Linked DNA regions of Homo sapiens: region 1 is linked to region 2. A link is a loop called in an ENCODE intact Hi-C map of the cell type or tissue named here. Cell type or tissue: heart right ventricle. All regions are shown on one strand.

Region 1 (2,500 bases), 680 kb before region 2:
CATTGTGTTATCTTTACCCAATTAATGCTTAGGCAGGTAAAGTAGATTTCTGTAGGCAAACCAAGGTAAAAATAAGTCTATTTAACACAGGGTGCCTTTGAATGAAACCCATTATAAGTGTATTTACATATTTCAGATTTCATGGATATATTCAGAAATATTAATGTAATATAATTGAAGTCTAATATTGCACCCTCAAGCCCAGAGTGGAAAATAAATGACTCTTTCTACCCCTTGCCCTTCTACACCTGTCAAAGTTAATTTTTAACCACTGGCACATTGCAAAACATTCATCCTGAAGAGCCTGATTCATAAATCTTGTTTTAAATGCTCTGGGCTTGGTTCTCAACCCAGACTAAAGGCAAGCACTAAGGTAGAGGGAAATGACATTCAAAGAGTTTTACTTGTCTCTGATTTAATTTTTATTGGTTTAAAATGTGGTCTGACATTAGAGGGTTGCTTCAAAGGTGAAAAATGAAACTTTGAAAAATTACATGTTTGTAGATGCGTAGAACTAAACGGGCAAGCCACACTAGGTTTTGTCAAACAATAGTTTTATTTGTGTCCTGAGAGACACAGGTATTTTGGTATGTATGTGTTTAGGAGGGGTATATAGTCAGTTTTACTTTTGTTTTCACAGTGCAGATGTCTCTTTGTCTCAAGGGACAAAGATCTGAGGGAGAATTGCAGGGGGGACTACTTTATTCTGCTAAGCAGTGGGGATGCCTTTATCAGAAACCTGGTAGAATGTGTCAGAGTTTATACATACGTAAACCTGGGCTTATTTATATACTTAAATGGATGTTTTCCTTAGCATAATGTCAGTTAAGACCAGTGGATATGGAGCAAATAATTTGAATTACCCTAAAAGGCCCTCTGTTCTAAGTTGTCTTAAGTTAAAATTATGAAGAGAGGTATTCATTTTACCCTTAGATGAAGATTTTGGTTAATTTTTGTTGTCTATTCTTTTTTTCATGGTCTTTGTTCATAAATGATGTCCAGAAAAAGAAGAAGTTTTCTAGGTTGAAAGCTGCTTGTGCAACATTTGCCACTTGATGGTGACTTGTACATATGAAATATAGTATTCAGTTTGTAACTTTTGAACAGTTTAAGGATCAAGAGACATTTTCCTAACTATATCTGCTGAGAAGTGAAACAATGGGCTGTATTTGCCTCTGAAATGAGTTTTACGAAACTTTGAGGAAAGGGAGAATGATACATATTGTTTTAAAGAATCCAGAAGGTAAAGTTAGTTTTCCAGTGTGTCTAGGCCTTTGAGGTCCCAGAGAAATGCTGACATTAAAATAAAAGTTTTCCTACAACACTAGCAGCTTCGTGAAAACTGTACTTTTGATTTACTAATTAGTGAGTCATATAGATCAAGTGACAGTAATACAATTATGTACATTAGTTGGTGTCAAATTTGGACATACGAAATATACAGAAAGTTGATGGTTTTCTCCCAAAGCAGGAATTACTGATTCAGTTCTACCAGCAGAGGGCTCCCTTTTTTAAGCTAATAAAGAACATGTGTCTTGCAGATCACTTTTTAAACACTAAAATTCAACGGGAAAAAGATTCAGCTCACACTTTCCTAATATAATAGGACCTCTTTGGTAGATGATTGTACATATTGTGAGAAATTTGTTTAAGGCAAAGTTTTTCCAATCTATTTCAAGACTTTCTATACGTTGAGAGAGTACTGCTTTCCAGTGGCTTATTTTCTTCTGAAACAGAAAATATACTGGTGGACTTAACAGAGCATTTTAATCTTAGAAGGTTTTGACATGAAACATCATGTGAATCCAGACAGGTATGCTTAGGAGACTGATGTTTCCAATGTTTCTAGCTTTAGAAAGGCTATTTTTAAAAGTAGGGCAAGATTATGCAGCTCAGGATGCAAGGGTATTCTCTGAACTAACCATATGTCCCTATGATCAGATGGCAGATTCACTTATAGACTGTTATTTCCATTGGGAAAGTTTTTCAATATTATATCAGTTGCACTAAAGGAAAGTTTGTAAAATCACTTTCATTGTGGGTTTAACAGCACTTTCCAGATATTTCAAGTAACCCTGAAGCTAGTTGCTGCTGTTGGCCTGTGTGGACTTTATGTGACCACTGGATCACTTTCCCATGCAGAGTATGAGGGTATTATTGAAAGAACCTATGTCTTCAAAGGGAATGAAATGTTTTGTTTTAATTTAAGCAAGCTAAAAATAGAAAACAGAAAAAACCAGAGTTTTGTTAGGGGTGTGAAATTTTTTGCATGTGGCTTAAAAGATTAACTTCAGTTTTGTCCATTTTTTTTTACGTTCTCTAGCAAAGGGAAGTGAGGAGCAGGGACAATGGGTAGAGAAGGGCATTTGAAACCATCAGAAGATTGGGTTCTAGTCTTAGGGCTATAATCTTCTGTAAACCACTTCACCTCCCTGGGTCAGATTTCGTTTTCCCCTCTATGGCATGCAGGAATTGATTGAAGTGAACTCTAAATTACTTT
Region 2 (2,500 bases):
ACTCCCTCTAGCTGGAGAACCTCTGGGCAATCGCCCAGTGTGCAGGTGCTCTGTGCACCTGCCCTAATGACTCAGGTCTGGGAATGGACCATTTTCCAAGAGGCAGGCTCTACATTCAGTTTCTCAAAACCCTTGTGTCTTCCATTTCCTTGAAGTTTGTTCAATATTAGCCTAGGTGTGCCCTGAATAAAAGAAAATAGAAATTCATGGCATCATTTTGTCTTTACCTGAAAAAGAAAAACGATTTGAGTTGGTTTTCAAACAGGGCCAGAGGTCAGAAGTCGAAGGGCAACTTCCTTGCTGGGGCTGAGTCAGTGACTTCAACCTTCTCAGACCAGGGTTCAGCTGTGCACACCCTGCTTCCTGCAGGGAAGGAGTTGTTCTGGTAGAAAACAGTTTGGATTCTACAGGCCAGTGGTGCAATTCCAGCTCAGGAAATTGCTAGCTCCGAAGCAGTTGTTCCTCCGTGTCTGACTTTGGGCGATGTATTTCACATTCTTCAGCCTGGTTTCCTGAACTGCACTGTTTGGGATGGAAAGGGCAGGAATATCAACCCAATGAGAATGGAGAGAAGTAGGACTCAGTGGCCTAACCTCACTAGACTACCTCAGGAAATGCTAAATTAATGTCAGCACTGCCGGCTGGGCATGGTGCCTCACAGCTGTAATCTCAACACTCTGGGAGGCTGAGGCAGGTGGATCGCTTGAGCCCAGGAGTTCAAGACTAACCTGGGCAACATACTGAAATCCCGCCTCTGCAGAAAATACAAAAATAGCCAGGCATAGTGGCATGTGCCTGTAGTCCCAGCTTCTCAGGAGGCTGGGGTGGGAGGATTGTTTGAGGTAGAGGTTGCAGTAAGCTGAGATGGCGCCCCTGCACTCCAGCCTGGGTGACAGAGTGAGACTCTGTCCTTAAAAAAAAAAGTGTTGGGGTAGGGGGGTGGTCAGTGCTTTTCCTCTTCCCCTTGAAAGTAATGAGACAGATTTTCACCTGACTTTTTGGGAACACTAACCTGAAAGAGCAGTCACCAGGGGTCATATAAACAGGGTTTACGGCCCGATCATCTCACAAGCATATCCCAGAAAACTGGGATATATGTGTGTGGTTTCTAATCTTGAAACACAGGACAAGGCCAGGATGCCTCATACACTGAAGAAGGGAAAAACTATAATCCCTGGTTCTGGATCAAGTCACAGGCTTTCTCCTCAGACCTCTGGGGAATGCTGGACTCTCTTCCTCTCCACAACACCCCACACATAAACACACTCAAAACACAGACAAATTCAGTATTCAGCTAATCCCTAAATATTCAAGGGAGCGACACACCAATCCACTGCAGAGAAGAGAAACACCACACTCGGTGCCCGGCTGTGAAGTTTAAAACCTTTCCCGGAGACATTTGTATTTTTCCCAAAAGGAGAGAGCCCTCTGCTGGTGAATGGACACCGTGCTGGGGAAGGGTGACCGGACTGTCCACGTTAAGTCACCCTTACCGGCTGTTTGCTCCTTTTCAGGCAGCAAATGTGTAAGTTATTACCAACTGGCTAAGTTTTCATCCGTGGCAGGAACAAATTCCAGTATTATTTAATGAATGTTGATGGTACAAAGCCCAAATCCCATAAAACCCTCTTGGCTGGACTGATTACAGTTTACTACAGCAAAAAGCGGGGAAAAAGAGAGGATACAAGAACTTTTTTCGGCTCTTCCATAGTTCATGGATAATCTCCTCGAAATGTTTCATGCAGACGGCTCTGCCCAGTATTTGGGCTGTAAAAACATCGTGTCAGACAGTTTGGAAGACGTTGTAAACAACCTAAATGTCCGTCAAAAGAAAATGAGTAGGTGAGTTATGGTGGATCCAAACAACGGAATACTATGCAGCTTTAAAAAAAATAGTGAGGAAGTTCATTCGGTAAGAATATAGAAAGATCGCCACATCGTTATGTTTGTGAAGGAAAAGCATAGAAACAATATGCATAATACACTGTCATTTGTGTAAGAAGGAGGAGATATGTTTGTGTTTGCTTCTACATGCATGAAGTATTTCTTACTTTTTTTTTTTTTTAACAGAGTCTTGCTCTGTCACCTGGGCTGAAGTGCAGTGGGGCCATCTTGGCTCTCTGCAAGCTCCACCTCCCGGGTTCACGCCATTCTCCTGCCTCAGCCTCCCAAGTAGCTGGGACTACAGGCACCTGCCACCACACCCGGCTAAATTTTTTTTTGTATTTTTAGTAGAGACGGGGTTTCACCGTGTTAGCCAGGATGGTCTCGATCTACTGACCTTGTGATCCGCCCGCCTCGGCCTCCCAAAGTGCTGGGATTACAGCATGAAGTATTTCTAAAAGTTTGCCCAAAGAATTAATTCCAGTGGTTACATGTTTATAGGGGTGTGAGAACTGCAGGAATGGAGGACACAGGTGAGAAGAAACGTTCCACTTTGTTATATATTTCGACCTTTGATGTGACTATTTTAATCAAACATTAAGTCGTTTTTAAATGA

Evidence for each region. Peaks named below come from ENCODE experiments on the same cell type or tissue, not always from the same donor. Only the 100,000 strongest peaks of a DNase experiment are listed, where the experiment ranks them.
Region 1: it touches region 2 in a loop (14-fold over the local background); 80 of 110 quality-filtered maps call a loop at or near these places.

What each region holds. Positions count from the first base shown.
Region 1 is chr5:68,285,007-68,287,506 of GRCh38, forward strand. All of the region lies in intron 7 of PIK3R1 (phosphoinositide-3-kinase regulatory subunit 1), which reads left to right. Among named protein-coding and RNA genes, the nearest start is that of PIK3R1, 71 kb to the left of the region's middle. In heart right ventricle, a CTCF peak has its summit at 1,492 (motif pointing right); no DNase peak of the experiment used is centred here; H3K27ac peaks cover 2,500 bases.
Region 2 is chr5:68,961,642-68,964,141 of GRCh38, forward strand. LOC107984116 (a long non-coding RNA gene) reads right to left here. Exons shown (of 3, transcript XR_001742709.2): 2 at 228-522. Among named protein-coding and RNA genes, the nearest start is that of LINC02198, 67 kb to the right of the region's middle. In heart right ventricle, a CTCF peak has its summit at 1,427 (motif pointing left); a DNase peak (open chromatin) is centred at 1,420; H3K27ac peaks cover 915 bases.